4 separate regions of the Mus musculus genome follow, and regions 2, 3 and 4 are each linked to region 1. A link is a loop called in an ENCODE intact Hi-C map of the cell type or tissue named here. Cell type or tissue: heart. All regions are shown on one strand. Each heading gives the region's core, and the rest is flanking DNA. Links, peaks and the distances in the headings are about the cores only. Region 1 holds the start of Gm30959 (a long non-coding RNA gene). Region 2 has its middle 35 kb from the start of Gm24726. Region 3 overlaps Ppil4 (peptidylprolyl isomerase (cyclophilin)-like 4). Region 4 holds the start of Tab2 (TGF-beta activated kinase 1/MAP3K7 binding protein 2).

Evidence for each region. Peaks named below come from ENCODE experiments on the same cell type or tissue, not always from the same donor. Only the 100,000 strongest peaks of a DNase experiment are listed, where the experiment ranks them.
Region 2: it touches region 1 in a loop (10-fold over the local background); 34 of 42 quality-filtered maps call a loop at or near these places.
Region 3: it touches region 1 in a loop (8-fold over the local background); 16 of 42 quality-filtered maps call a loop at or near these places.
Region 4: it touches region 1 in a loop (2.3-fold over the local background); 4 of 42 quality-filtered maps call a loop at or near these places.

What each region holds. Positions count from the first base shown.
Region 1 is chr10:8,192,840-8,200,900 of GRCm38, forward strand. Gm30959 (a long non-coding RNA gene) reads right to left here and starts at 5,188. Exons shown (of 3, transcript XR_871449.2): 1 at 2,787-5,188; 2 at 2,364-2,464; 3 at 1-1,434. It overlaps Gm30906 (a long non-coding RNA gene), which reads left to right. Exons shown (of 3, transcript XR_380102.3): 3 at 309-501. In heart, for the core only: a CTCF peak has its summit at 3,680 (motif pointing left); a DNase peak (open chromatin) is centred at 3,712; H3K27ac peaks cover 734 bases.
Region 2 is chr10:7,879,751-7,887,811 of GRCm38, forward strand. No RefSeq gene overlaps it. Among named protein-coding and RNA genes, the nearest start is that of Gm24726, 35 kb to the left of the region's middle. In heart, for the core only: no CTCF peak of the experiment used is centred there; no DNase peak of the experiment used is centred there.
Region 3 is chr10:7,806,660-7,814,720 of GRCm38, forward strand. It overlaps Ppil4 (peptidylprolyl isomerase (cyclophilin)-like 4), which reads left to right. Exons shown (of 13, transcript NM_026141.3): 10 at 612-723; 11 at 3,703-3,799; 12 at 8,005-8,061. Among named protein-coding and RNA genes, the nearest start is that of Ppil4, 18 kb to the left of the region's middle. In heart, for the core only: a CTCF peak has its summit at 3,505 (motif pointing right); no DNase peak of the experiment used is centred there.
Region 4 is chr10:7,952,989-7,961,049 of GRCm38, forward strand. It overlaps Tab2 (TGF-beta activated kinase 1/MAP3K7 binding protein 2), which reads right to left and starts at 3,135. Exons shown (of 7, transcript NM_138667.3): 1 at 2,813-3,135. In heart, for the core only: no CTCF peak of the experiment used is centred there; DNase peaks (open chromatin) are centred at 2,453 and 3,303; H3K4me3 peaks cover 3,678 bases; H3K27ac peaks cover 3,001 bases.

The sequences.
Region 1 (8,061 bases), core at 1,734-6,733:
AGCAGACCAGACCTGACTAGGGCTCTCTGAGAGAGGAGAGACCGTAGTGAGGATAACAGGGGAAAGGGGAAGACCTTGTCATGACAAAGAACAAATGGGTATCCAGGAGGAAGGAAGCCTGGGGAGGTTAGACAGGCTAGGACACTAGTGTGGACTTTGAAATGTGTAACAGGTACTTATGATACTGAAGCAGCCTGACAGCCAGCATGGGCTTCAGTACGCACATCCAGACAGTCCAGGTCGGGGCTTCAGTCTCATCCTGCAAGGTGGTCTGACTCGTTATTAGAACTGTGTGAACTCTCTTTCAGGTAGTCAGTATCCTGGACTGGCGAAGTCTTTTCCTGTTTCCATGATGGGACTCCTGGGGACATTCCATTTCTTTGAGGTTCATTGTTTCGGCAGTCTGATTGAGTGACACAAGTGTCTTTTAGAGTATCTTCATTTCTGGCAGGCAGGATACAGGCCAATAATATAAAATAAATCCATCTACAATTTTAAGAGTGTCTTTATTTGTGTTGTTGTGTTCATTGTTATGCTGTCTCCAGAGGGGAAGAGAGTTTGTAGCACACACAGACCCCCATTCCCTGCAGTCCGGAGGGTTTGTGACGTCTAAGGATCTAAGGCTCCATGTGGAAGACAGCACTGGAGCCCTACCCCTGCCCTCCACAGGCCTGCCTTTTGGGTTAGCCATCCCTCTGACCAGTTAGGGAAACAGCTAGCAGCTTGGATTAGCCAACAGCCTTGATGCAGATACAACTGAACTCAGGTTATCTTGCCTGACCATCACCAGGAAGAGGTGTCTGGAAACAGAGTAGCAAAGAACTGAATGTCACTGGCATGGAGGAGGTAAGTGGGATAAAGGTCTTCCTGATATCTGTCCTCCATCCACCCCCATACCTCCCACACTCAACCCCTACGCATGCTGGTGCTTCTCCACCTGGTATCCTGACCCCTAGTATTTCCCATTGATCTGCAAAGCCCAGGAGAAGGAACACTTTCCTTATTTTCACTCAATAAACCTTTGTCTTAACACTGACGTTTTTGGTTTTGTTTTTTTCCTTTACTCCCTCAAGACTTAAGAATTATACTAAAAATTATTTTCTTTGGGAGGGTATAGAGGACTTTTGGGATAGCATTTGAAATGTAAATGAAGAAAATATCTAATAAAAAATTAAAAAAAAAAGAATTGTACTAAAATGACAGGAAGAGTGAAAGATCATACCAGGTGAAACCCTGGACCAGGGTATCTTCTGCAATTAGACTTAAAAAAAAAATCCCAAACAAGGAGTTATTTTTTCTTACAGTTTGGCTTTGTGAAGGTTGGGGACTGAGCCTCCCTCTGGCTGTCTTGCTGTTTCATTGAGCTCTGGGCCAAGAGTTCAAATGCTACACACCCATCAGTTTGCTTGTGAACTCTGAAGTTATGTCCCATGACTAAAGAAAATGAAAACAATTTCTGGCACAGTGGCAGCATAATTCAGACAAAAGGAAGGTAAACAGGTTTGGTTTTCTGTGTTGTTTTTTTTGTTGTTGTTGTTTTGTTTGTTTGTTTGTTTGTTTGTTTGAGACAGGGTTTCTCTGTGTAGCCCTGGCTGTCCTGGAACTCACTTTGTAGACCAGGCTGGCCTCAAACTCAGAAATCCTCCTGCCTCTGCCTCCTGAGTGCTGGGATTACAGGCGTCCGCTACCACTGCCTGGCAAACAGGGTATTATTTAAACAGAGGGCTCTAGAACCAATTCTACTGCAAATCTGTGATCACGTGACAGTATAAATCTTCTGCTTATCTTAGCTGTAGTTTCCTGATCCACAAAACTGATGACATCTGAGTTTGACAGAATGTATGTGACATTTTCAATCATGTTATGGTGCTACACAATCATTTAACAATTATGTTGAACAAAAATTCTATCTCCCCTCTGATTCTTAAGATATCTAGTTCAATACAATAACCATTGTAGTGTCAATGTACAAATTCTGAAACATAATTAATAACTATTTACAATTTAGCATCTTTCAATGTTACACATTACATTGAAAACTTTGTAGGAATGTATATGAAGTCCCAGATATTGGCTGGTGTTTGCTATCATCAGGGTTTAACTGACTAATACATTTATACCTCTGGAAGCTACATAGCTTCCAATGGCTTCAACAAGAGAGTTGGTAGACAAGTTAAAGACTGTGCATGATGGTGGTAAGATGTGTCTAATGTCTACTCTTCTAGGATGTAACTCTGTGTACAATTAGTTACAGTGTGTCTGAGGAATCCTAAAGTCACATGTTTGCTTTTAGGTTAGTTCTGCCCCAACAGGTCTCCCCCCTCCCCCGTTCCCACCCCTGCACCCCCCTGTGAGAGGATAACCTTTGACCCTTCTTGGCTACAGCAATTAAATAAATGGCTTTGCTGTTGTGAGTCAGTGCTCTGCTGTCTGTACATGCTTGCCTGGAGTCAAGTAATGATTCCTGAAAGAGAAAAGAAATTAGATGGCCAGAAAAGACATGTGTTAAAGTGGGGTGGGGGTGGGGGGGAGACAAAAACAAAGAAACTCTGTGCATTTGGGGTAGAGAAAATTAGAGCCAAACCTCTCCACTTTTTTCTCCCATGTCATGGTGGATGTAGAAGATTTTAGATGTGTCTAGTCCTCAGAAACTGAGGAGAGGGGAAATGGACAACAGTCCTAGCTGCTTATGGCCACAGAGGTAAGTTGGCCACTGGGAGCCGAGCCCTCCATGCAAGCCAATGAAATGGGGATGGGGGAGGGAGGAGGGATCTCATTAAACTGACCTAAACATCCAGGACATAGTCTTCTGCCCATGTCGGTCTTCTGCCTATGCTGGTCGGCTCTTGCATGCGTGGTTTTTCCTGTATGTTGCTTCTCAAGCTGGAAATACGGAGTTAATGCCACCTCATCCACTTGCGCTACTTGGTTCAGTAGATGACTGTGCAAAGCACGTTCTCCCACTCAGGAAATCAGTCTTCCAGCAGCTGTCTGTCTTCCACTGCACAGGGCACAGGGCACAGGGCACAGGGCACAGGGCACAGGGCACAGTGTGAGTTTGCCTTTGCAACTCCTCTATCCCTTAAGCCAGCTGGAGGCAGAGTTCACCCAAAAAGTCTCATTTCCTGAGTGACAGCCATTGGGCAAACCCAGATGGAAGGCTACGATAAAGAGCCTTAGGGGTGTGCCGCTTAGAAATCAGAACCTGTAAGACAACAATAGGATGGGAAAGTAGGATGGTCACCTAACTACTAATTAACCCAGAGAATGGAACAGCAGTTGCTTCGGGTGACTATTCTGAAATGCTCAAGGTTCCTCATTGCCTTAGGGGTAAAATAAATATTTTTTTCCCCAAATTCTTGAGCTGAAAGGTACTTTATGTGAGTGGCATTCAGCTTATAGAAATATATGGAGTATACAGGCAGGCATACTACACATCAAAACAAAGGTTTTCTGAAAAACAATTAAACAAAAACAGGTCATATGACTTAGAGACACTAATAATGTAATCACCAAGAACGGTGTTACTGTGTTTTTTTCACACCAGCCATGAGCTCCTTCTGGGCCACAAGGCTCTGGTGAATGAAGTCAGTCCATATGGGAGAAGCCTGAGGTTTGGAAAGCTCTTGGAATCTGGAGTATATTGTTGTGGCTACAGCTCCCCCTAGTGTACTGAACACTCAGGTGCCCTGCACAATGGCCAGGGGAATACCTCCCTTTCAAAGTCTGATCTGAGCCATTTGAGATGCCAGCCTTTCTTTTCCCTAACCAACCATAGGTCAAGAGAAGAGTGGGGGCAGGGCCTCTGTGTTCCTATTAAGCACGGGCACTATGGATTGACTTGAATTATGTGAATCCTATGAAAATATTAAACAAATATTAAAAATCACATTTTACTTTATTATTGTTATGACTGAGACAAGGTCTTACTGTGTAGTCCTGGAACTTGCAATGTACAATAGCCGGCCTCAAACTTGTAGCTCTGCCTGTCTCTGCCTTCCCAGTGTTGAGGTTAAAAGTATGGGCTACTGTGCCTTTACTCTTGAAAGAATTTCTACAGCAGTAAGCTTCCATACGACAATTTCAAAGATCTTTACTGTTTCCCTTTTCTATACATCTCCTCTATCCTGCCCCCCCCCACCCCCACCCCACAGGGATGCAGGCCCTGGAAGGCTGCTTCTGCTCCAGTTGATTTTCCTGTACTCATGAACATTCAGAGGGGATGGGAAAGAGGGGGAGGGGGAGAACATATCAGGAGGTTGGGAGGGAAAGTTGGAGGCAGAATAGGGGAGGAATTGTAGAGGAGAGAATGGGGATAGATTGGAGCCAAGCACATTTTATATGCTCATATAAATATTAAATAAAACTATTTAATCAAAGTGATTTTTAAAAAGAGTTTCCACATTTTTCCTGATGTAAAAGGAGACTGAGCAAAACTGTAGGATGATTCTGAGCCATTCACGGCAGGGTTATTTGTCCCATCTTGCATCTATCAAAATGCTTATCACCTGCGAGCCATGTTCCTTGAGCAGGGTGTTTGGAGCCTCTGGAAGCAGGGAGAGAGGAAATGCATCATGAGGCATGGCTCCTCTGACAGGAAACTACTCACAGTGTCCTCTCTAGAACATCAACCCCTCAGGATGTCAGTGGACTTTGTTCAGATACATCAGATGAGGCCGGCACATGTGGGATTTGGCAAATAATCTTTAAAAAGACTGTGCTATGCCCCAGGCCCCATATGATGCTAATACTGCGGCACACGTGTCCACACAGCGCTAGAAGAACTGCAGTATTTCCCAAGCTAACACTTTGTTATTTTTCATGCTTATTTCACAAACTGGACTCATGAGTTTTCCTTTGGGGTTACATACTGGCATAGAATTTCAGCATCTCTCAGTCATAGCCAGAGAACAAATAGCAAAGTGTGCTGAAAGGAGAGAGCACTGGATCTGAGATGAACAGGGCGGCTCTGAGGAAGTTTGTGGTCAGGGTCACAGCTCTTCGTGTGAAAACTGGCACTGTAGTGTGTTACTGTCTCAGTCTGGGACAGCCCCAGAGTAGATGTGGAGGGAGGAACACACTGAAGGCAACACCCAGTCCATTGTATCACTATCCTACTGAAGGCAGCAGTCCACAATGTCCCCACTATGACATCCTTCCTTCCTTCCTTCCTTCCTTCCTTCCTTCCTTCCTTCCTTCCTTCCTTCCTTCCTTCCTTCTTCTTCTTCCCCTTCTTTTTTCTTCCCCTTCTTCTTCTTCTTCTTCTTCTTCTTCTTCTTCTTCTTCTTCTTCTGCTTCTGCTTCTGCTTCTGCTTCTGCTTCCTCCTCCTCCTCTTCCTCCTCTTCTTCCTCCTCCTCTTCTTCCTTCTTCCTCCCCTCCTTCTCCCCTCCCCTCCTTCTCTCCTATTCCTCTCCCTCCCTCCTTTTCCTCCCCTTCCCTCTATCTCCTCTCCCTTCTCCTGCCCTTCTTCTCCCCCACCCTGCTCCTCCTTCTTTGTCACAGCTATGATGTGATTTCTAAGAATGAGAATCAAGACTTCAGAAGTACTGGATTATATACAGCCAAATTTTAACTCTTTTTTTCTAAATTAAGACTTTTCCTCATGACAGGCAGACATAATGGTGCATGCCTCTGATGTCATCACTCAGGAGGCTCAGGCAAGGGAAGTTCAAGGCAGGACTTTGTCTTAAAAGCATGAAACTAGAAACAATACAACCTCCCTCTTTTGTGTACAACCTCTGTGAATTCACATCAATTTTCATCATTATTGCTGTTACTAATAGGATCCTAAGTCAAGGTACTCTAAAGAAGTCAGAGGGAACAAAACATTATGGATTTTGATTTTTCTCCAAGCCTTTGGGAGGTCTTGACCTAACTGCGTTCTAGGATTTACCTCTTGTTACAGCTTTTTATTGCATTTATTTATTTATTGTGTGTATGTAGGCATGTGTAAATGTGCATGGGTGTTAGCATCAGAAGCTGTTTACAGACAGCCTCTGAATCCATCGATGACATTATCCCTAGGTGACATCGTCCTGCATCTGTTGCCATGGCAACCGCCAAGATGGTGACCTGAGTTTGATTCCCAGAACCTACTTACCAGGAGAGAACTGACTCCTGAAAGTTGTCCTCTGACTTATATACATGAACTGTTGTACCTCATATACCCACTGTTAGTTGAAAACTGCTTTTTCCTGGACAGATCATGCCAAGACAGCACAGCTCCCACAAAAGAGGTCTTTTATTGAAAGAGGGGAAGAAAAGAGGGAGAGGAAAAAGAGAGATGGATCAGGATCTCTGTCTTTTATCCAGGCAGTGAAGTAGGTAACAGGTGATGCAGGTGAGGCTTGGAAAGGGAATGTGTAGCGGTTGCCATGGCAACAGATGCAGGATGATCCTTGTCACCTAGGGATGATGTCATCGCTGGATTCAGAGGCTGGCTATAAACAGCTTCTGATGCTAACACCCATATACATTTACACATGCCTACATACAATAAATAAATAAATGCAATAAAAAGCTGTAACAAGAGGTAAATCCTAAATCGCAGTTAGGTCAAGACCTCCCAAAGGCTTGGAGAAAAATAAAAATCCATAGTGTTTTGTCTTGGATAAAGCATAGTAGTTAGAACAACAGATGCCGGACCAGGAGGGAAAGTCCTAGCTTCCTCTCTGCCTCAAGAGTAGTTCAATGAGCCTGTCCATGTGGACTGGGTTCCCACTTCAGAAGCACCGCTTTCTATAGACTGACCAGTGTCTTGAGCACCAATCTTATGGATGTGAAGGACTGAGTACCCATGGACCCGGACATACATGGAATAATACATTCGTGAGCTCCAGCTCGCTGGCCTAGGAAGAACTATGTCTCTTCTTACAGCATTGGGGCTGAGGGGGTGGTGATGGCGGCAAAGACTCAACAGCAGAGGCAGCTTGTACTTATTACTGTACCTTTCTAGCTAGGCTGATTTCAACACAAGGAAGTCAATTCACTCTAACATGTGGTAACAGACTTGGCAGGATTTGAACTCTGGACTTTTCTGTAGCTCAGTCTATGTCCTGGTTTTGTGCAGCTGCCCCAGGCTCCACCTCATAGCCACTGTGCTGTGTCTGGCGGACCCATCCTGCAGGCTGCCTGTCTTCAGGACTGGAATCAAAGGCAAGTTACAGGTCGGCACTGACTGTTTTGGCAGCCACGCCATGGACAGACGGCTGCACGCCTGCTCAAAATGTACAGTGTCTGGCAAAAGCCAGGCTGAAGATCGATAACCTCACCCGCCAAGATTCCAAAAGGAAAAACTTAGCTCAGAGTTTTCCCCTTCGTAGTGATTTTTCTTCCTTTCTTTCCTTTTACTTTTTTTTTCTTTTTTAAAAGGGAATCCCTGTGTTTCAAGGCAAAACCCAAAATGCACAGTGGTCAGCTCATGATTCTTTGACCCGTGAACATCTGTGGGTCTGGGGCTTCCTTGTGAATCAGTAGCAGCCTTGAGAGCTACGAGCCAAGCCTGCCCTAGACAAAAAGGAATTCTGCAGAGGGGAATTGGGAGGAGGCTTGAGAGCTCCCGACCTGGTTAGCCTCCGGTTTTGCTTTCCAGAGACTTGTCTGCACTCAGTGTCAGCTAGTGTCTGTGTTTTCTATGAGCAGCATTTTGAGTCTGTTTTTTAAGATGGGTTTTTTTCTAAACACCGTAAGAACTGGGATGGGAGTCTTCATTTTGCACATAAGAGAGGGAAGAATGAAATGGGCAAACTGGACTCAGATGTATTTACTGAAAACAAGAGCATGGGCTGGAGGTGTGGCTGAGGGTGTTGAGGGCTTTGCTGAGTAAGCATGGAGAACTGAGCTCCATCTGCAGCACCCACATCAATGCCTGACAGCAGTGTTTGTAACCTAAGCCATGAGGAGGCAGAGAACCATCCATCCCAGAGACTCTCAGGACTGCTAGGAGTGGAAATAGTGAGGTCTAGGTTTGGAGAGGAATCGTCTGTCTCCTGAAAGATGAAGACAGAGAGTGGGGGATAGCATCACTGGGTGACAGCACCAAGCCAATGGCTTAATTGAAA
Region 2 (8,061 bases), core at 1,808-6,807, 310 kb before region 1:
TCTGATTTTGTTAATTTGGATACTGTCTCTGTGCCCTCTGCTTAGTCTGGCTAAGGGTTTATCTATGTTGTTGATTTTCTCAAAGAACCAGCTCCTGGTTTGGTTGATTCTTTGAATAGTTCTTTATGTTTCTGTTTGCTTTGATTATTACCTGCTGTCTATTCCTCTTGGATGTATTTGCTTCTTTTTGTTCTAGAGCTTTCAGGTGTGCTGTCAAGCTGCTAGTGTAAACTCTCTTCAGTTTCTTTTTGGAGGCACTCAGAGCTATGAGTTTTCCTTCTACCACTGTTTTCATTGTGTCCCATAAGTTTTGGTATGGTGTGTCCTCATTTTCACTAAATTCTAAAAAGCCTTCAATTTTTTCTTTATTTTTTCCTTGACCAAGTTATCGTTGAGTAGGGTGTTGTTCAGCTTCCGTGTATATGTGGGCTTTCTGTTGTTTTCGTTGCTATTGAAGACCAGCCTTAGTCCGTGGTGATCTGATAGAATGCATGGGATTATTTCAGTCTTCTTGTATCTGTTGAGGCCTGCTTTGTGACTGATTATATGGTCAGTTTTGGAGAAGGTACCGTGAGGTTCTGAGAAGAAGGTATATTCTTTTGATTTAGGATGAAGTGTTCTAAAAATATATGTTAGATCCATTTGGTTCATAACTTCTGTTAGTTTCACTATGTCTCTGTTTAGTTTCTGTTTCCATGACCTGTCCATTGATGTGAGTGGGGTGTCGAAGTCTCCAACTATTATTGTGTAGGGTGAGATTGTGCTTTGAGCTTTAGAAAAGTTTCTTTTATGAATGTGGTTGCCCTTGCATTTGGAGCATAGATGTTCAGAATTGAGAGTTCATCTTGGTAAATTTTTCCTTTACCAGTATTAAGTGTCTTTCCTTATCTTTTTTAATACCCTTTAGTTGAGAGTTGATTTTATTCGATATTAGAATGACTACTCCAGCTTCTTTCTTAGGACCATTTCCTTGGAAAATTGTTTTCCAGCCCTTTACTCTGAGGTAGCGTCTGTCTTTGACACTGAGGTGCATTTCCTGTATGCAGTATAATGCTGGGTCCTGTTTGTATATCCAGTCGGTTAGTCTATGTCTTTTTATTGGGGAATTGGATCCATTGATGTTAAAAGATATTAAAGAAAATCGATTGTTACCTCATGTTATTTTTGTGTTAGAGGTGGAATTTTGTTTGTGTGGCTATCTTCTTTTGGGGTTGTTGAAATATTACTTTCTTGCTTGTTCTAGGGCGCAGTTTCCCTCCTTGTATTGGTGTTTTCCACCTATTATCCTTTGTAGGGCTGGATTTGTGGAAAGATATTATGTAAATTTGTTTTTGTCATAGAATATCTTGGTTTCTCTGTTTATGGTAATTGAGAATTTTGCTAGATATAGTAGTAGTCTGGGCTGGCATTTGTGTTTTCTTAGGGTCTGTATAACATCTGCCCAGGATCTTCTAGCTTTCACAGTCTCTGATGAGAAGTCTGGTGTAATTCTGATAGGCCTGCCTTTATATGTTACTTGACCTTATTCCCTTATTGCTTTTAATATTCTTTCTTTGTTTTGTGCATTTGATGTTTTGACTGTTATGTGATGGAAGGAATTTCTTTTCTGGCCCAAACTATTTGGAGTTCTGTAGGCTGCTTGTATGTTCATGGACATCTCTTTCTTTAGGTGAGGGAAGTTTTCTTCTATAATTTTGTTGAAGATATTTACCTGTCCTTTGAGTTGGGAATCTTCACTCTCTTCTATACCTATTATCCTTAGGTTTCTTCTCATTGTGTCCTGGATTTTGTGGATGTTTTGGGTTAGGAGCTTTTTGCATATTCTTTTCCTGTAGTGTTAATGTTTCCTATGGTATCTTCTGCACCTGAGTTTCTCTCTTCTATCTTTTGTATTCTGTTGGTGTTTGTTCTGTCTATGACTTCTGATCTCTTTCCTAGGTTTTCTATCTCCAGAGTTGTCTCCCTTTGTGATTTCTTTATTGTTTCTATTTCCATTTTAGATCTTGGATGGTTTTGTTCATTTACTTCACCTGTTTGTTTGATTGTGTTTTCCTGTAATTCTTTAAGGAATTTTTTGTGTTTCCTCTTTAAGGGCTTCTAGGTGTTTACGTGTGTTCTCCTGCATTTCTTTAAGGGAGTTATTTATGTCCCTCTTTAAGTCCTCTATCACCACCATGAGAAGTGATTTTCAATTAGAATCTTGCTTTTCCGGTGTGATGGTGTATCCAGGACTTGCTATCGTGAGGGAATTGTATTCTGATGATGCCAAGTAACCTTGGTTTCTGTTGCTTATGTTCTTACGCTTGCCTCACCATCTGGCTATCTCTAGTGCTACCTGCCGTGGCTATATCTGACTGGAACCTGTCCTGCCTGTGATCCTGGTTGTGTCAGAACTCCTCAGAGTTCAGCTGTCTCTGTGATCCTGTGAGTCTGGGATCCTGTGATCCTGAGATCCTGGGCTTGTCAGAGCTCCTGGGAGTAAAGCTGCCTCTAGGACCCTGAGATCTTGGTGGGACCAAGCTCCTGGAATCCCATGATCCTGTCATTCTGTGGACCTGGGTGTGTTAGAGTGCCTGGGAGTGGAGCTTCCTCTGGTTGTTGTGGGACTGGCTTCAGAGTTTGCACTTAAGGTCTGCTGAGGGCACCAGCCCAGACTGGAAGGATCTGTGTCTCTGGTGGGGTGGAGTTCCTGGGCGCCTGAGTCCTGCTGCTCCCAGTTACTCCTGGTGTTGGGCAGATGTTGTGTTCTCCTCACCTCTGATCCTATGATTCTGGGAATGGAGCTTCCTCTGGGTGTTGTGGGACTGGCTCCAAAATTTCCTTCCTTAGAGGACTTCATAAGAGATTTTTTTCTACTATCATGTTTTATATTCCAAATAGATTTTAAAAACTCGTTGAGTGCATACTACTTTTAGCTTCAGAAGATATCATTTATATTTAAGAGGTATTTAACTATTATAAATTATTTTGATGACTTAAAATGTCAATACTGAGTTGTATATTTTAAAATAAATTTTATTAGTTTAATAAAAAATGAGATCTAAAAAAAGCAATATTGTGCTCAAATGATGAAGGTACAGCTACAGCCTGTACCATAGCAACAATTTAATATTATACTAAAATGGCATCATTTAAACAGAAAGAATGGCCCAAGATGAGACCATGAGTTAAAGACTTTAAGTCACAGTACCAACAGCATGATCTAGCACACAAAATGTGGTAACCTGACCTGCTCTCTGGAAGGCAGTGTGGAGAGAACAAGTCAAGCCACAAATGGGAAAATTTTTTATCCTCTGTATTCGTAAGAGGACACATGTACAGAATACACCGAGAACCCCTAGAAACCAACCACTAAACTAATGAAAACATGGATACATAGCTTTATTTAAGAAAATACTGAAGGGAGATCGCTCAGTGGTTAGGAGCCCTTGCTGCTCTTGCAAGGCACCGGAGTTCAGTCCCCGCACTGTCAGGTGACCCACATCTGCCTATAACTCAAGGTTCTGGGTTTCCAATGCCCTGTGATGTGTAAACCCACACAGGCACACATATATACACAATAACAAAAAGCTTTTAAAAAGATATGAAGCTGGTGGGATTGCTCATCAGGTAAAAGGCCCTTGCCGTGGAAGCCGGGTGACCTGAGTTCAGTACCCGGAACACACATAAAAGTGGAAGGAGATATTGACTCCTTAAAATTGTCTTTCCATCTCCGCAAGCAGGTGGTGGCATGCAGTTCCCGCCCATCGTAGTAAACAAAACAAAAAGGTAAAACTCTGTGTGTGGCCATGCATTTGAAAAGATGCTCAATATTCTTAGTTCCTGACAAAATGTTAACGAGAAACTACTACATATGTATTAGAAAACTTACAATTCAAAAAGATCATATGAAAAGACCATTTCTCCTAGCCTCTACAGTTATGGCTGGGGCAAGGAGGTGGAATGTCACTATTGTGACCACTAGGTGTCGCTGTTGCAGCATGGCTCGTTTACCTGGGTGCCACACTTTCTGCAACCTTGGCTCCAGGGAACACTTGATCGGACAACAGTTGATGATAGAACATGGTAAGTAAAGGCACATTTACCACTTATCAGATATAATAACAGCACGGATACCATGGATAACTAGAAAGGCAAATTAAATTCATTTTCATTTTATATCCTAACTCAAACTTTAAGCATATAGAAAACTCCAGAGAATATAGTTATGTGCTTGAATGGAATCTTAATATCGCTCACGCTTGAGTTCAGTAATAATTATAATTTTCTCTAAACAGATATTGATACACATTGTAATTGAACTACTCTTGGATGCCTTGCAGTTTTTCATTACTATCGTTCATATCATTATTATAAACATGTTTTTTTTTCCTTCATATGCTTTCACTGTTTATTGCTCATACATTGATTTTTGTTTGACTAAATCTTGGATTCCAGAGCTCAGTTCATCATTGTTGAGACTAATCTTGTCTCCTCTTTATGGTTTGTTTTTCTGTCTTGGGAACTATAACTCAATACTGTAGATTTCCCAGAGAAATATAAAAAGTCACTGATGCAGACACTGGCCTTGTCATTGAGAAGGCGCCTCAGGCCTTTCTGTCATGTATTGGGTATCAGGATCAACCACTCCTAGTCAGTTTCCTGCTCCTTTCCTAAGGGAAATTACGCCTTCCCCATCTGTGTATCTACAGGTACACGCGCACGCGCGCGCGCGCGCGCACACACACACACACACACACACACACAGCACACATTTACATTCCTACCATTTCTTTCCTAAAACAAAACAAAAAAAAATCCATGCATTTGAATATGAAAGAAATACTACAGACAGCAAGATGGCTTCCATTCGCAAGGTGTGAGCCACCAAGCTGGAAGACCTGATTTTCATCCTCAAAATTCAAATGGTAGAAGGCGAGAACCAACTCATGAATCTTTGGCTTCCACACACACTGTGCCATGCAACAAATAAATAAATGTCAAATGAACCTAACAAAGGGGATTTGTGTTTTGTCTCAATCAAGAAATGAAGCAACCCTGTTGTACAGCTTGGGGCCGCTCGCCAGCTTCATCCAGGCCTCCGTTCTCTAAAGGGGTTTCTTCTTTGGGTGATACCAAGCCCATTCCGTCAAGACAGTTGGAAACAGAGTGAGTGAGGCAGGGAGAACAAGAGAGTTGGGGCTGGAATTTGAAGGAGCTGTGCAGGCTTGTAGGGAGGAGTCTTCAGGGAGCACAGCAGCCAGGCTGGGAGGACTCCCCTGGTCAAGAAACTGATATACACAATTTTTTAAAACTAAATTTAAATTTTTTTTTCTTGTGTACTGGTGCTGTGCTAATGGTGGTTTGGGGTTTGTTTTTTGCTACATTCTTGCTAATGAGGAGCTGGGAAGGTGGATATCTAGTAACAAGGAAGCTTGCTTGTTACTAAGTACTTTGGCAATAGCATCAGAGGACATAAAATATGAGTTACTTTGCTTATATCTAACAATTTATCTTGGGTGAATTCCAGAAAGTTTTAGGCCAAGATATTTTTATGTCTCTAAATATCCTGGCCTAAAGAAGGGGAACTAAATAAGTGCGCAACAAACTAAGTAAATTTCTGTCTCTGCATGGGAAAAATGGAGTTCTAACCATATTGTATTTGTAATAATCGATGAAAAAAGCCAAAAACAAAAAAGTAAAAACAAACCCCTCAAACAAAAACCCCAGTGGCCATCTTAGCCTTAACTGCCGTGCCCACTCCCAAGCGTGCTTGCTGAATTTCCCCCATTACTTCCTCAGCAGATTATAAAGGATAAAACTGTAAGTGGAGCGCGTTGCTGCCCCTAGCAGAAGAGGGTTCGGAGTCAGCTTCAGATAAACCTGGGATTCCAGTTAACGTGGTTCCTTGTGTCCTGACCCTTCTTCATGCTGACATTTCTGTGCTCATTTGCCGAGGATGGTCTGGTCTTGATGCCACCCAGGACGAGCTTCTGACAGTAAGTCTGCATCAAGCTACATGCTACACACTGGTCTGCTGGCCGCTTTCCGTGGTCCCGTGGCATCATAGGACACTGGGACTGAGTTGACCCAGAACACCTTGGGACTGCCACTTCTCCCACGCAAAGCAAAGACAGAGCAGCGGATAAAGGGTGGGACATAATTTTACCAGACAGGAGAAGAATCAGTGTGAGGGAGAATCAGGAGAGCGTGTTTAGTAAATACCCCATGCAGGAATGAGCCGGGAAGCAGGGAGTGAAGACCGGAACACAGAAAACTGTAGCCGGAACCATGGCGAACTCCTTCCTGTTGTAGCTTCTGGAATGCTCACCGAGTCGCAGCACTGTGCAGGGTGCTGTCTGTGCCTTGTCACTTCATCTCTATTTGTAATGTGATTTGGACACGAAGATATGCCGAGCAATGGACACAAGCACACACGCCTCTGGGCACCTAATCTTGCCAAGAGAGACCACTGGAGAGCAGAGATGTGTGCCATGCGGAGTAAACTGGATATCCACATGGACAAGAGTAAAACCGGGGCAAACTGCAGAGATGGCTCAGTGCTTGGGAGCACTGATGCTCTTCCAAGAGGATCCACATTCCGTTCCCAGCACCCACATAGCAGCCCAGAACTGTCTGTAAGTCAAGTTCCAGAGGCCCCTTCTGGCCTCTGTGGGCACCAGGCACACAAGTAGCTCACAAACATGTAGGCAAAACACCCATATATCATCATCAACAACAACAACAGCAAACAACAACAACAACAAAAGGAGTGTTTGTCCAGAGGACTCAAGTTTGGTTCCCAGCACCCATAGATATGTATGTGTGTGTATATGGTGGATGTTTATGCATATGATGCATGCATATGTGTTTGTATTTATATAAGTATATATGACATGAAGGAAGAAAAGGCGCTATGAGGAGGAGGAGAAAGAGATTTAAGAAAAGGGAGTGGGAGACAAGGGGAAGTCATGAAACCTATGTGTCATGAGAGCAGAAGGGACCAGAAAGATGGGAATGGCTAGGATGGGAAAGGCAGTGAGAAGGGCTAACAAAAATGGAAGTATGATGGCGTGCACACATTGAACGGTCAAAAGGAAGCAGGTGTCGGTATGCCAATACTAAGAAAAGATTAGGGTGGCAGGAAAGATGCGGGTTGGGTGACTTGTCAAAACCCTTTTCCAGTCAAGTATGGCAGCTTGTACCTGTAATAGCAGCATTTGGAAAGCTGAGGCAGGGAGATTACCATGAACTCCAGGCCAGCTCAGACTACACAGTAATTTCAAAGAACCAAAACAAGAAAACGTCACACTAATGGTGGGGTGGGGTGCAGCATGGGGACCCCTGCCCGGGCTTCCCCTCTCAAAGGGTCTTCTCACAGCTTGCTTTAAAAAATACTCTTTAATTGATTCACTTTTATGTGTATGAGTGTTTTGTCTGAGTCTATGTATGTGCACTACACACATACCTGGGGCTCCCACCTGGAAGATGGGGTTGGATCCCTGGAATTGGAGATTGTGAACTACCATGTGGATGCTGGGAACTAAACCCAAGTCCTCTGCAGGAACAGCAAGTGCTCGAAACCACTGAGCCTTCTCTCCAGTCCCATTTCCCTAATTCTTTTGTTGTTGTTTTGAGACAGGGTTTCTCTCTGTAGCTTTGACTCCTAGAACTCACTCTGTAGACCAGTCTGGCCTCAAACTCAGAGGTCTGCCCACCTCCGTCTCCGCCTCTGGAGTGCTGGAATTAAAGATGTGTGCCACCACCATCTGGACTGCCATTCCCCCAACTGGACTCAGGCTGGCACACAGGGGTGCACTAGATATGATCCTTCCATTCAGATTCTCTGCTTTTGGGTGGTGTCTCTAGTGGATGAGGGCCTATTAAAATCTTGAAAAACAGAAGCCTCTCATAGGACATCGGTTTAGACTCAGAGAAACTCTTTATACCAGGCATATTGCCTTCTTTCTTTAGATTACTGGGGCAGAAAGCAGTTACAGATTGGGAGCAGCTTGAAGTTGGAGACCTGGAGCCACCGGTGGGAAACAGGTCTCCTGAGCTGTCCTCGTTTCCGGGCTGTCT
Region 3 (8,061 bases), core at 1,206-6,205, 390 kb before region 1:
GAGTTAAGGGTGGTTGTGGGCTAATGGGTGCTAGAAACCAAACGTGGGTTCTCTGCAAAAGCAGGAAATGCAGGAACCTAAGCCACCTGTCTCTGCAGCCCCTCTGCACTGTCTTCATAAACCACGTTATTAGATTGTTTCCATTGGGGTCAGTGCTTTGTCTGTGTCCAATGTGGATTATGTTGCATTTCATTTGTCTGACTTTGGATACCCAGCCCCACTGAAAATAAAGGTATTCCTGTTCCCCAGAGCTCTGTGGGACCATCTTTGTTATAAATCAAGCATTCATATGTGTTTAAAGTCTAGTTCAAGGCACTGGGACCATGCTCATGTTAGACATCTCAGAGTGTGAGTCCTCTAACTTTTTTTTTTTTCATTTTTGTTTTGTTTTGTTGTTTTGAGATAGTGAAGATTATGACTAGATGGAGCCTCAAAAGTTTATTACCAGGGTTAATTGAGATAGTAGATGCAATACATTTAATATCTGGTATATAAGAAGTATTTGAATATCAGTTTTAGTAGTAATAGCCTTTTTGTATTCATATTATTTGATCTAGCTGCAGAAATCTCTCCTGAAACATTCACGCTTGAGTTTTTATAATCACTAATAGGAAGAAGACTGTGAGAAAGCATTCTTCAAAATGGATAATGTGCTTATAGATGACAGGAGGATACATGTGGATTTCAGCCAGTCTGTTGCAAAGGTTAAATGGAAAGGAAAAGGTATGTTGGTTTATCTTCTTTTACCTATGTTCTGCTTTTGGGAGTGTGTGTGTGTGTGTGTGTGTGTGTGTGTGTGTGTGTGTGCGCTTTAATTATGTGCTATTAAGAGAAATGTTAGTAGACTGCAGATCATTTAGGATTTTATAAAGCTGATATTTGGAATGTGTGTATGTATATATGTGTTGATGGATGAAAATACCTTTATCTTTAATGTTTGCTTATATTGTAAGTTATCTAAATTACCTATTGAAGACATCTACTGATGAAATAATCAATGACTTTGATGATTTGGTTCTTTTAGATACAAACTTTTTAAAAGTTTATTGTTTTTGTTGTAATATGCAATTCTCTTCCACTCCTTGTACTGTTTCTCTTCCCAGAAGTAACCAGCTGCCTGTTTCTACAGCCATTCTTTGTAAACATGCATGCTTTTTAAAAAAGTAGAGTTCACAGAATGCAGACTATATGCTCAGTATTTTGAAGCCCCCGTTGATAATGTGTCTTCAGAGATCATTCACTGTGCATCTGTGTGCTAGTATATGGCCTCTTTTCATAGGCTGCTTAGTCTTCCATTGAATGTGTATATCATCATTTGTTGTCAGAGCTCTCCATAGGCTGTCCCTGTATGTGTGACATTTCTAGCAGTTGCTGTATACCTATATGTAAGTCCTTGGTAGAGGCATGCTTAAGTTTGGATCTCTTATATGCTAGAACATTATGCACTAGAACCAACTTATTCATCATCTTTTTCTTCTTCATCTTCATCTTCCTCTTCCCTCTCTTCATTGTCCTCTTCATCCTCCTCATCTTCTTCTTCCTTCTTTTTCCTGCTCTTTTCAGCCTTGACCACCCCCCTTTTTGCTGCATCAGGTTTTCCTTTAGCTCTGTAGGCAGCAATATCCTTCTTGTACTTCTCCTTCATCTTGGCAGCCTTCTTCTCATAGGGCTGCTTGTCATCCGCTGCAGTGTTGTTCCACATTGCTCCTAGTGTCTTTGCAACATCACCAGTGGATAAGCCAGGATGCTCGCCTTTGATTTTGGGGCAGTACTCAGAACAGAACAAGAAGAAGGCTGGAGGAGGCCTCGTGGGTGTATTGGGGTCTTTGAACTTCTTTTTGGTCTTCCCTTTGGGGCTGGGCGGTGTAAGTTTTCATTTCTCTTCCATAATGAGCCTTGCCAGCCTTTGCCATATCTTCAAATTTCCCCTTTTCTTTAGCAGACATGGTCTTCCACCTCTCTGAGCACTTCTTGGAGAACTCTGAGAAGTTGACAGAAGCATCCGAGTGCTTCTTCTTGTGCTCCTCCCAGCATGTTTGCACAAAGAATGCATTTGAGGACATTTGGCCTCTCAGCTTCTTAGGATCTCCTTTGCCCATGTTTAGTTGATTTTCCTCCGTGAGGCAGTTGCCCAGTGCCTGTCCGCTGTCTCTATGGAGCTCAATGTTCTTCAATGGCTGTGAGACAGTTTTCCTATGGAGTCTAGCTTGGTCTCAAACTTAATATCCTCCTGAGTGCTGAGACTGTAAGTGTTAACTCCCCACGCTAGTCATGAACTTTGTATCTTGTTAACTGTGTGTGTGCGTGTGTGTATGCTAAGGATTGAGAATAGTGGTCTCCCAGATGCTGAACGCGTCCTGTCATTGAACTGCATTTCTAGCTGAGTTTAAAAAGATCATTTTACAATGCTTTAAAAAGGCTTCACTTAGGGTTGTGCATGGGGAAGGCAGTGGCAGGCATATCTCTGTGAGTTGAAGGCCAGCTTTCTTTATATAGCCACTTCCAGGCTAGTTGGCTATATAGTTAAGACCCTGTCTCAGAAAAACAACAACAAAATAACAACAGAAAAAAGGTTTCCCTTGGTAGTTATTCACATGTAATGCTAAATTTTACCAGAAAAATTAAGATTACTGGTTTTTCTTATTTTAAAGATTCACTCTTATTTTATGTGTCTGAATATTTTATTTCTCTATATGTATGTGTACCATGTGTATGCCTGGTCCCAGCAGAGACCAGAGCATTAGATCCCCTAGAACTGGAGTTACAGATGGTTATGGGTACTTGGAGGCGAACCCAGGTCCTCTGCAAGACCTCGTTCTTAACCATGGAGCCGTCACTACAGCCACACGATTACCTTTTCTGTACCATTTATGGTTTGTTGCCCATGACTTTACTGCACTTTCAAAATAAGAAATAAACAGGGCTGTTTGGTAATAAGTAGTAGGCTGTATTGATTTTTTTTCAATATTTTTTATTAAGGTCTGTAAAAAATCTAGAGAGAGAAATACCTGGTCTGTGAGGGATGTTCTTTCTCCACAGTGTTCATTCACAGCAGCCTTTCCTCGCCAGAGGCCGTGTTGCAGAGGAAACTTGTTCAGTGCACCCTGCAGTCTGAACCAGCGCCTCACCTCAGTGCTCTCACTTATCAATCATTCCTTTCCAACCCACGGCTTAGAGGGAGTTGAACTTTCTCTGTTTCATGAGGAGAGCTTTTTTGTTCACAGTTGGAACAAGGCTTTGTTTCTCTCTGAGTTGGCTTCTCTTGTGGTGGAAGGAGAAACCTGTCCCAGCTTGGCTCGCCAGTCTTACCAGGCCCATACCCTTTCCCAGACCAGCCTCTTGATGTGTTTTTTACGTGTTATAATCACAGTCCTATTGGTGGTGGGTGGTGTCTGCTTTGGAGTAGTGTTAGCTGCTGGCTGATGCAGTAGAGTTCATGGACTTGGTGGCTTTGCTTGAACAGTGTTTTTTTCAGTTGGATGTTGTAATATTCACCCAGGTCACTAGGTGGCAGCATATAACTAAAGAAAACTGGACATGCACTTTGAACCAGAGTAACAGCAGAGACAGGCTTTGGGTTTAAGGCCTTCCTCACCTTCCCTACCTCCCACTGTGTGCTTTCATAAGTAGTCCTTTGTGTTTTATAAAATTGTTAGTGTACCATTATAGGATGCTAATTCTTTTATTTCTTTTAATAAACAGGTGGGAAATATACCAAGAGTGATTTCAAGGAGTATGAAAAGGAACAGGATAAACCAGCCAATTTGGTTCTGAAAGAAAAAGTAAAGCCCAAACAGGAGTATCCTTTATAAGAACCGTATGCTTGGCTGGCCTCCCCTCTGTAGGTCATTTGTGAGGGGGACATTTTGTTGTCACAGCTGGTCAGTGTTTCCCATAGACTTGACTTTTTCAGTATACCATGTATTATGAAGAAAGTTAGAGTTGAAAGAAACCTTAGGCCTAAATATTTTATCTCCCACTCTTACAATAAATACCTTACTTACTTACCCACTGTTCTCAATGATCTTCAAAAGTAAATGTGTTACTTTTATATATACTAATGTTTTAAGTTCCTTTCTATTGAATATCCTTGTGTTATTCATTCTCTCTCTCTCTCTTTTTTAAAGATTTTATTTATTTACTCTATTTACAACGTTCTGCCCACATGTATGCTGGTGTAACAGAAGAGGGCACCAGATCTACTGTAGATGGTTGTGAGCCACCATGTCATTGCTGGGAATTTTACTCAGGACCTCTGGAAGAGTAGCCAGTGCTCTTAACCTCTGAGCCATCTCTCCAGCCCCTGATATTTATTCCCTTTTATTTAATTTCCTTATTTAGATAACAAAATCTTGTAGTTCTCTGTCACACGATTAGATTTTTTTTCTTCTGTATAATACATTGCCATTTAACAACAAGGATTTGCTAAATCTTTTTGCTAAATTTTTGTCTAGGGCTCCTTCCAGTTCAGTACAAGAGTTGACATTTATAGGATCTAAAAGAAATTTATAGACTGGACCATGCAATTCAGGTTCTTCCAAGTTGCGACAAGGAAAAAAGCCATGAAGCATACTGCTCGCCTTACATCATTTCTGTTTGCTCAACTATGACTGATTTCCCATTATAAATCTATCACTCCACACATTGCAAAGGTCATTTCTTTGGTGATCATCTTTGGTAAAAGGTGTCTTTGTTTTCTAGTTTCTGTTGATGAAAAGAGGTTCTCTCTTTTGTGTTACATAGGCATGTCTTCTCCAAGTATTCATCAAGGAGGTTGAGTATCAGGTTGGCCTTTAGATAGTCGTGCTTTATTTAAAGTGTGTTGCCTGTCTGTGCTGCACAAAGTATTGGGATGTGTCTGAAGGGTGCTGACAGCATCACCCTAAGGCTTTCCAGGCAGCCAAGCCAGCATGCTGAGTCTGGACTTTAACAAAGGCCATTAGAAGGCATGTGATTAAAGCTTACAGTCACAAAAGGCATAGATGAGCATGTGCAAATGTTACCTTCATATCGAAGGTAAGTTTGGCCTAACCACTTAGAAAGGACAGGACAAATCAAGGAAGCGAAGGGCATAAAGTCAAGATGCTTACAGAGGCCTTCTGATTTTAAGGAATTCACTATATTAATTTTAAGTTTGTAGCATTAAAGTGTTTTAATGAATGTTGGGCAACTACTCTACTAATTGAGGTATACCCCAGCCCTTGGGACTGTTTTTTTCCTCATCATTCAGAAAACTATGGGTATGTGTATAAAGACAGACATTACATTCTGGGCCTAAAGAACATGGCCATGTTGACTTCAGTCCCAGATTCAACTACAATAGCACTTTTTTTTTTTTTTTTTTTGGTTTTTCGAGACAGGGTTTCTCTGTGTAGCCTTGGCTGTCCTGGAACTCACTCTGTAGACCAGGCTGGCCTCGAACTCAGAAATCCGCCTGCCTCTGCCTCCCAAGTGCTGGGATTAAAGGCGTGCGCCACCACGCCCGGCTACAATAGCACTTTTATGTTAGGCTTCCATACTCCTCATATTCCAGCCCAACCTTCTCAGAGTCCACTGCAGAGACTGGGATTATTGTTACGATAGTTCTGTGCTTTTTCTTCGTTTATTTTTTAATACACGGTCTTAACTACGTGCCTGTCTTAGAACTCACTATATGGACCAGGCTGATCTCAAGCTCGTTAGAGATCTGCTGCCCCTGCCTCTCAAGTGCCGAGATTAAAGGTGTGCACTGCCACCATTAATCTAAAAACTGACTGATTCAATCTGGCTTCTCTCTTTCAGCCTTTCCTGAATTGCTCTGCTTGGCCTCATACTAACTTGGGCAGTGTGTTCTAATCTTACACACACAAATGGTGCCTAGTTGCAGGATATTTGATCACATTGTGAACCCCAAGATTGTGTTATTTACTGAAAAAAAAAATCTTTTTCTAATTGTGGTGTGGCTCAGGGAAAGAGAGAGAAGCCAGATTGAATCAGTTTAGAGAGGAGTTTTGAGGCAGAAAAGCTGAGTTGAATCATCCAGTTTATGCTTTATTTTATTCTAAGGCTTTATATTAGAGAAATTACTTTAATTCTGATTCATCACTTTGTCCTGCAGCTCAGTTAGACAGCTCTTTCAAACAGGAGTGCTTCCTTCTACAAACTAGCTTTGCCTTCATTATTTGGGACTACAGGGTGTACTAAGGGCATGAGAAAAGCCAGATTGTGTTATTTACTGAAAAAAAAAAAAATCTGTTTCTAATTGTGGTGTGGCTCAGCCTTAGCACACACCTTTACTCTGACTGGAATAGTCATTCCCTTAGTACACCTGTAATCCCAAATAATGAAGGCAAAGCTAGTTTGTAGAAGGAAGCACTCCTGTCTGAAAGAGCTGTCTAATTGACAGACGTGACAGAATAGGATCTGTTCAGGAAGAGAGGTAAAGGAAGAGATGAGGCAGTGCAGAAAACAGAAATAGGCAGTTTTACTGGGAGAGTGTTGGAGAGAGAGCAAGCTAGGTGACGACGGAGTGACCCAGAAGACTAGAACACATTGCTTGAGTTAGTATGCGGCCAAGCAGAGCAATTCAGGAGAGGCAGAAAGACAGAAGCCAGATTGAATCAGTCAGTTAAGAGAGGAGTTTTGAGGCAGAAAAGCTGAGTTGAATCAGCCAGCCAGAGATCAGAAAGAAAAAGAAAGGGTGAGATTATTGAACAGTACGTCTCAGAGGTTGAAAACACTCTAGGTCTAGATTATATTGTACTGAGTCTAGAAGCTTCCAGGACTAGGCCTAGGTTAGAGACAGTAAGCCTCAGGAGTGACATTTACATCAGCTGAATAAAATATACTTTTACAGTGCTTTTTATTTTTTTCCTTTCAGTCCTTTATTTTTAATAGAGTTTGTTGAAGTTAAAATTACAGTAATGTGTATGTGGAGTCTCCACCATTTCCCCAGGCAGGGCCTTACTTTGTAGCCCAGACTAGTCTTAGACTAATCTCTTCTTTTCCTCATCTTTCTGAATAGCTGGGATTACAAGTATAACATGAAGTTTTTTAAAAAGTTGTTTTTTAAAGTTATGTTTTATGTGTGTATCTACACATATATAAATGTGGGTACTAGAAGAGGCCAGAAAAGGGTCTTGAATCTCTGGAGCTGGAGTTATAGGTAATTGTAATCTAATTGATGTGTGTGCTGGGAACAAAACACAAGTCCTCTAGAAGAGCAGCAAGACTCTTAGCTCTTAACTTTCCAGTCTGTGTAGTTTTGTTTGCTTGTTTCTTTTGAGAGGGACTCACTGTAACTGACTAGCCTGGAGCTTGCTACAAACTGAAACTCACAGAAATCTGCCTGCTTTGTCTCCTGAGTTGTGGGACCTCATACAGTGTTTGACTTAAGCTTTTTTTCACTTTTAATCTTCATATAGGCTTTCATTACATTTAAAAATCATTATTAATAACTACTTTTATATTACATCTTGCTATGATACTGAAATGTATTGTATGTTTTTAAACATTGTTCCCATTTCCTGATAACTAAAAATGGTTCTAATGTGTGTATCTGTATTTATGTAGCTTATAGTTTTAGTTGCTATAAATTCTTATAAAAACGTCTACATCATAACTGTTAATTACTAAACCCTCTCCCAGCTGACCTAAGGAGAGTCATACAATGCACCTTTTATGTAGAGAGAGTGTGTCTAGCTTTGGGGTTCATAACACCTGCAGTTTCTTTAATTGATGGTGTGCCTCACTTTCTAAATTAAGTCTTTCAGTATTGACAAATATATTTTGGTTTCGGTTCTCTTTAGAACTTTTGCCTGGTGGTTGTTAGCTGGCTGATTCCAGGGTCCCTTCCAGTGCTCTGGGCTGCTGTGAAGACAGTGTGTTAAGAAATGCAGTCTATGCTTTCAGATGCTGCTTGCTTTAAGTTACACTTAGCCTCATGGCCTCCTTTATTTGCCATGTTCCCTGTGGCTTGCTTCTTACCCGTCATTTATTCAGTTTGTCCTTAATGCAGTGCTTCAGTGCAAAATATGATCTTATACTAGATGAGCAGGGAGAAGACTCCAAATCAAGTCACTC
Region 4 (8,061 bases), core at 971-5,970, 240 kb before region 1:
TGAACATATATTTAATTTTCATTTTATTTCAGTATCTCCAAATCTCTTACTATCTGAATACAGTGTTAAGTGAAGACACACACAGCTTGTGAGCACCCATCAATAGAAAAAAACTCTCCTCAATGCAGTCCAGCAGTTACTTTGCTATACTTGGCAGCCATCTACTCCCCACACTTCCATATTCCTGCAAACTGCTCATCCAATCCTTTACTAGCATCTTCCTCGGCACACCTGTCTCTATTATCGCATAATCCTGATTTAAAGAGTTCTTATTAAAAGAAAGACAACATAAGTCAATCAAAACAAAAAGCATTACTTCTGTTCTCTGAGGCATGTGATATAATGAAATGTAAACGTTACTCTATGATTTATAATCTACATTATAAATATTTCCAGGAACTTTTAAAAATATAGGAAGGCAAAACTTCTTTTCTAAAGTATCCTGATATTCATAAAAATAAGCATTTAGTGTGTGTGTGTGTGTGTGTGTGTGTGTGTGTGTAACTTCAGGGTTAGAAAACCCATCCTACTGGAGCTTTACTACCGCATGCCTCATAAACAAGCAATCTCTGCTATACTTTATGCTTAGTTCTCAAAATGAAGGTGGCTCACTGAACCAGTTCTTTGGGAATTTTCCTTACATAAAAGAGGAATAAAACTTTTATTTCTGTCAAGGCACAAAGCCAATCATGTTAAGACCTTTGCCAGAGCATAAAACACTCAGTAGGGACATAATTGGGAGTCTGGGCAGTGCGCACCTAACTATGCAGAATTTGCCTCACTTAAATAGGTGTGGTAACTACACATCTTACCACAGCCTTGGCTAAAGGTAAGCACCTCTTTCCACAGCTGACTTAAAGTCTGCTCCCTGAGAAGCATTGTCATTTGCACCGTTGATCATTTCATCTACTTATGAATTATACAAACACAGGTTCTATTATGAGAGGTCACAGAGAACATTTTGAATAGTGGTATTTCCCAGTGTCCTTTGGAAACCATTCTAACTCAGAAAAAGCTATCTGATGAAACAAAAAGAAAGTTGAAGCAATGGCATATATTCAGTGGCTAACATAATAATTGCCATATTCAACTTTCAGTTTGATTCTTTAAGCCTGAAAACATAAAGCACTCTCTATTACACACTGGTGTAGGGGCAAGCAGAGGTTCTGAATCACTGGAATTTTTGTTCTATTTCCTGCTAATACACAGATAGTACCACCATTCAACATATTCATTCCACACACGTGTTAAAAGCTGCAGAAGCCTTCGTGGACTATCTGGATACTAACCCAACTCATGAATCTGACATTTTTTCCTAAGGATTGGAATTAAAGTAGCTAGCTAAAGCATATAGTAAAAGAAAAGGCAACTGTTCATTTATTAGAAATATGTATGGTTTCAAAAAGGTTTCAAGTTGTACAGTTTTAAAAGTAATCATGGATTCACCTTTACTAAGACATTAAGGATGCTTCTGAAAAGGCATCAAAACTCTTGCTGTACCAAGTGTGGTAAACAGTGATAACTAAAAGCCAAAACCAAAACCAAAACCAAAACAAACAAAAAAACCAAAAAAAAAAAAAAAAAACCAAAACAAAAAACAAACAACCCTCTTTTGTACCCAGTGAAATTCCTAGCAAAATTTGAAGCTGCTTCATGAGCAACATCTCCTTTGAGTAAGCTAGGACACAAAGCCATTCCTTTTATAAAATGGCAATCAACCTAACCCTACGATTTGGCACTTTACTAACTTACCCAGCACTGACAAAATGGATGCAAAGCTAGAGTGTCTGGCTGCTGCCTCGAATACTGCATTTGTGTCCAAGAACTTTCCAATGACTAGAAGCCCATTTACCAACAGCCTGCAATGCTTTTGGGAACCCGAACTTCACGGAGACTCGAATAAAAGCTCCAGGAGGCTGCAAGTCTCCACCACTCTCCTGAAAACCCCTCTTATCAGAAACATTTGAAGAATTCCTCCATAACAATTAAGCTGACTTGAATGGAAACTTAGCATCTCAAATATACTATATATGGAATGAAACTTGGCCAAACACGTAAATACAAACTCACACGCTCCCTGACACTTTCGGCCTACAATTATGAGCCAAGGATTCTACAGCATCAGCAACAGACAGATCCACCTGTCACCTGTCAGCAACACCCAGGGACCCTTGTTAAGTCTTCCTCTTCCAACCACTATCTCGGGGCAAGAAAATCAGAGTAGTCCTGTGGACTCTAAGGGGGCCCCAACCTCTTCACAGCGGGGCGTGCTGCCCATTTGGAAGAAGGCTGCAGACAAGCAAAATCGGAAAGCAAAGCGAGAGAGGTGCTTCCTCTTTACCCTGCACTTAACTTCCCCGGCTCTCCCTTAACTCGCGGGCCCCGAAGTCATCGTTATCCAGACCTGGGTTCCCCCAAAGGCGTCTGGTTCCCTCCCTCCCACTTCCAGATCACAGGCCTGGGGGCGGACCGGGGGCCAAGGCACCCCCACCCCCGGCTCTCTCCGGCGCTGGGCTCCGGGGCAGGCCCGGTCCCCCTCCCCCGACGCCCCGGAGCCCAGGCCAGGCCCCAGGCTCCCCGCCCCCACCCTCCCCGCAGGACTTGGGGGGCCTCCCTGCGCCTCGCCACCGCGGGCAGGACCCGGGCGGAGCGGCGGACGAAGGCGAGGAAGGCGCGGACGCCCCGCTAGGGCTTCGCGCGCCAGGCAGAGCCGGTCCCCGAGCCGCTGCAGGCGCGGGGAGCCGGGCTGGGGGTGGGGGGGGTGGGGGGTGGGGAGGGATCCCGCCGAGGCCCCGCAGCGCCGTCCGCTTACCCTTCGCCGCCGCCGCGGCTTCCCCCTCCTCCTCGTCCGCCGCCGCCGCCTCTCCCACTTGGGCAGCCGTCTCCCCCGTCGTCACCGCGGCCGCCGCCAGCGCCGATTCCACCCGGCAGGGGGGACACCTCAGCCCTCCCTCCCTCCCCGCTCGGCCCCCTCCGCCCGGCCGCCGCCAACTCCCTCCGGCCGCCGCCGCCGCTCGCGGCTGAGGGGGAGGGGAGGGGGTCGGCCTGGGGCGCCCCGCCGCCGGCGCCTGCCGCGGATCAAAGCGATGGCCGGGGCGGCGTCGCCGCGGCCCGCTGCTCGGCTCCGGCTCGCACGGCCGCCCTGCCTCCCTCCGCCCCCACCCCCCTGCCGCTCGCCTGCCCTCCCCCCACCCCCCCAGCTCTCGCTCGCTCGCCCGCTCGCGCCGCGGCTCCGCCAGCCCAGTCCGCATCAAAATACGGCCACACAATATGGCGGCGCGGCGGCCGGCAAACACCGCGAGATCTGAGGCGGCGGCCGTGACGAGGCCTCCCTCCGCCGGGTGGCGGGGATGCTCTGTCCACGCCCCACCTCCGCCAGCCGCCGTCCCCACTCCCGGCTCGCCGTGGCCGGAGGGGACGCGTCCCGGCGCGGGCTGAGGAGGAGCACGCGGGTCCCTCACGCTCGGACGGGGAGGGAGGGAGGGAGAGAGAGAGGAGCCGAGCGGTGCGCGCGCCGCCGAGGGCCTCGCGGCTCCGGAAGCGGGTGGCGGGCTGTGCGAGCAGGGCGAGCCGTGCGAGCCGGCGGCCCAGCTCGGGGAGACGGGCGGGACCCTGCAGGCCCTGACGGGCCGCGGGGCAGGTGGGCCTGAGGCGGAGGCGAGCGCCGGGCCTGCGGGGCTGCGGGGCCGCGAGCCGGACACACCCCCTTGGAGCCGGGCCGCGCCCAGGCCGCGAGCTACCGGGTGACCCGGGAGGGACGGCGGGTCGGATGGAGACCGGGCGGTGCGGGACGCGTCCTGGAAGCCGCGGGACCCGAGCGGAGTTTGGCTCGGCCGCTGGACTTTCCTTGATCAGCAGTGGGGGCCCGCAGAGAGAACGATCTAAAGAATCAAGCGAGTCGTTGCGATTGTAACTGCACGTTCCTAGAAGACCTAGAAGCAGAGCCAAAGACACTTTAGCTTCGAGGGGAGACGCGGGGGAGGGGACACTTCTGGTTTCTATCTTCTTAAAGATGTGCTTCGTTTTCCCTCGGGGTGGGGTGGGGTTGGGTGGTGGTGGTCAACGTTCAGATGTTTCTCACAATGTAAAATATTTTAAAATCTTGGCGGTTTCATATGGCAAAAAAAAAAAAGGCTTTTTTTTTCTTCTTCTTGACCCTGTCCAAAGTGTGCATATCGCTGCCAGTTTCTTCCTTGAAGAAATTCATACTACCGAAAAAAATCCGGAAGGACTATTTTTATTATTCTGTTATCAGTATAAGCTCCATAGGTGCTTATTGCTTATTGTTTTTAAAGCCCCTTTTTTAAACACTTAAAACCCTTTCACTTCCTTTTTACACTCAGTTTTACAAAGTACCTGAAATATTGGGGTTTAGCTCTACTTAAAAACTTTTAGCCCGCCAGAAGTCAGAGTGCTAATGATTTACAACATTGGAACTTTTAAATTTTTCTCTCGGTTGACATTAAGAAAGTAAAAGTATATACTTTGAAAAAGTGTTTTTTCTGTGTTCGAAGTAAAAGTAAATTATAATTCACATAGTAGATGCTGTTTTCATTAATTCACAGTAACAGACGCCATTGAGCCCTAATACTACAGTTCTCTGAGGAATTATTTCCATAGTCAGTGTAATGATTTTAGATAAATTGAAGAAATTATTAAATAAACAGTACTTCTCTTAAACTGAGGCACAATTCGAACATATACTGCTGAAATAATAGAAGTGGATTAAGAAAAAAATAGTTCCTGTTCAAAATTTGTTTTCTGAAATGTACGTGTACACATTTTAATAGAAATATATTTTCCATATAAACAAATGTAATGGGTTTGAGAAAAGGAAGAGAAGATATAATCGTACATCATTGCCCAAATTTGAAGAGCTTGGATCTCTAATGAAGAGAAAGCCCCAGATAGCTATGTAGAGGAAAACTCTATGAAAGAACTAATGCCTTTAAAAACAAACAAACAAAAAACAAAACAGAACAAACCCCTTCTGGGATCTTGTAAGAATCAAAGATCGCAGATTAAAGGATGCTAAAGAGCATGACATCCTAATGCGACATGAGACCCCAAGGCGGATCCCTTGCTGGGAAAGAAAAGGTTACAAAGTAGTTTGTATTGGGATAACTGGGTAAAGTTAGGTAAAGTTAGGACTACAGAGACAATGTAAGTATTATGTTATCTTTAACCTTCTGAAATTTGTTCTTCATTACAATATTCTTAAACACACTGAAGGGTTAAAGAGGTAAAAGAACACAATGTATAAAACTTTACCCATGTGGCTCAGAAAAAAAAATATGTATATTCTATATGCTTTTTCTGTGTGGATGTATACTTCCTATCTGCCATACACATACAGAGAGTGGTGATAAGTTTTAAATATTGGTAATTAGAAGCATTTTAAAAGTCATATTTGATGAATCTAGGGCATTTGTAGTGTCTCAAAATGTTTTGAAAGTTTGGTTATGAGCTTGGCCTTTATCGGGTAACATCTGCCCGGTTCTCAAAATCACTTAAGCCTAAAAGATCTTGCAATTTCTGATAAGTTTGACACTATTTCAAAACAAATACTTTTAGAAAGCCAACCTGGGCTAGAGATGCATTGTAGTGCTAGAACACACACCTGTGAGAGGCCCTGGGCTTCCGCCTCAGCACAGCAGTAGCAGCAAAATAGAGGAGGCCTTTCAACTCCTAGGGGCTTCCTTGGCTCAGCAAGGGGAGGCATTTAATGCGCTCCAGATAGATGGTCCCTCCTCTTATTTTCTCCCTACAAACAAACTGGAGGTTTGGCTTATCTGGGTATGTTTTCTAACATTTTCAGTCTATTTGATTTGGAACATAAATAACTAGGAATGTCTTTATATAGTTGATAATTATGATTTCTGTTTATAGAATTGGTGGATAGTCCCCTCTAGCCACAAGACTAATGAAAATAAGGGCAGACTGTGTCTTCCAAGTATTCTTTGTAGTAGCTACAGGAAACTGGATAAAATTCAATTCGCCATTCAGAACATTTTAATGTGGTTTTGTGCTTTCTGATTGAGCAAGCACCTGTGATTATTTAAATCAACTTAAAATTCATACCCACAGTTGCACTGCCCACATTTCAAGTGCTCAGTAAACCATGCATTCCATCTTCACAGAAAATGCTGTTCCACAGAACTGGTAGCGGAAGAGATTACACTTTATAAATAGCATCTGCACAAGGTAGACGGTGATAGTCACCATAGAAGCATAGGAGAGGAGATAGTACTGTGCAGGGCGTGAACACAGGAGAAGCAGGGCAAGCTTCAAGAGGAAGACTGCACGTGGCAGGTGGAGGTGAAGCCAGAGGGTTCCAGGCAGTGACAGCTTGAACAGTGTAGGAGAGAAGTGAGAGAAACACTTACTTTGGTGTATCTATAGCATACAAGATATAAAGGAAGGCAGAGCTGCGTAAAACCACAAATGCTGAGCCTAGCCTGTTCTTGAGGCAATGAGAGCAACGTGAGTTTATACTAGAGAAAGAACATGATTAAATAAATGGGTCTTTAAGATGGATGCCCTTATAGCTGTCATGACACCTCACCTGGTTTTTGCTGGACTAACCTGAAGACTGATCTCTAGATCCACATAATAAAACTGAGGCAATATGGCATGTATCTCTAATCCAAGCATTGAGGAGGCAGAGATAGACTGATCCCGGGGGCTTTGTTGGTAAGCTATTCAGGACATTGGATTAGGGGTGAAGCCACAGATTATATAGCAGTGCAGTAGTCCAAATGAGAGACACTGAGCGGTTGCTATGGTGCGATCTGTTATTAAGATAGTTTTTAATGGCATTTAACAAATCTTGATTTAGAAGATGGCATAAGTAATGAACCATGGTGGTGCACACCTGGAATCCTAGCACTTGTGAGGTGCAGACTGGCCAGGCGTTCAGCAGTATCCTCAGTTAGAGGACAGTCTAACCTAAAACACCTTATTAAATAATATAAAAACCTATACCTCACAGATTTGGGGGCTTCAAGACAGGGTAGACCTCAGTCTGAAAGACTTTAAAGTGTAATAATGCAGTCAACATCTGGGTTCTTTTCATTTCTGCTCTGCTGTTTTGGGCTTTCGAATCTTCCTCAGGCTAATAAGATGGTCCTAGTAGTGGCAGGCATCTGGAATGTTGACATCTAGAAGAGGAGGAGGAGGAGGAAGAGCAGGAGGAAGAAGGGAAGGAAAAGAGAGGAGGACATGTTTTCCAAAACAGCTTTCCCTTTTCTTCCTGTGATGGTCAATCTTGATTGTCAGCTTGATGTGACTTAGAATCGCCTAAAAGACACATCTCTGGGAATCTCTATGGGGGTGTTTTCAGAGGGGTTTAACTGGTGGAAAGACCTGCCTTAATGTGGGTGACCACCTCCTGGACTGGGCTTTCAGACAACCAAAATGAGACAGTCACCTGCTGGTATTATCCACAGAGATCTTGGGTGGGGGAGCAGTGTCTGGCCCGGGGAAGGGTTCAAGTGAACGGGAGAGGGGAGTCGATTAAAGCTGTCTTCTCTGGCTGCTGCTACTTCAAGACACTGCTATGACAGACCAGATAGGCCTGGCAGCCTCTAGCAGGGAAAACTTTGGGAGAGAGCCCTCTTTCCCAGGAAGTGTTACTGCTCTTATGTGACAGATGCTCTCAGATGACAGAGTAATTCTCACACACCTTTATTCCTTCTGGATAGGATCTTATATACATTTTGGGGTGGGTTTGGGTCTGACAGCAGATGGTTTCTATTGGCTTGGTCTGAGATGTTAGGGATGCCTTATCTGCATGTGGAGGGAGGGGCTTGGGGTGTTGGCCTTAGCTGACTGATTGTCATGATCCTCTCCATGGGGGGCTATGGTCATGTATCAGGCGCCTGATCAGAAGCAGGTGAAGCTCCTACTGTCCTCTGGTATGAGGTTCCAGGGCTTCCAACCCACTCAACCTTACCAAGTTTCCTGGCCCCACAGTGACCTGAGCTCCGGCCTTCATCTAACTCTGCTTCCTAAGTGGATGCACTGTGACCAGCCACACCTTTCTTAGAAAAGTGGATTGTA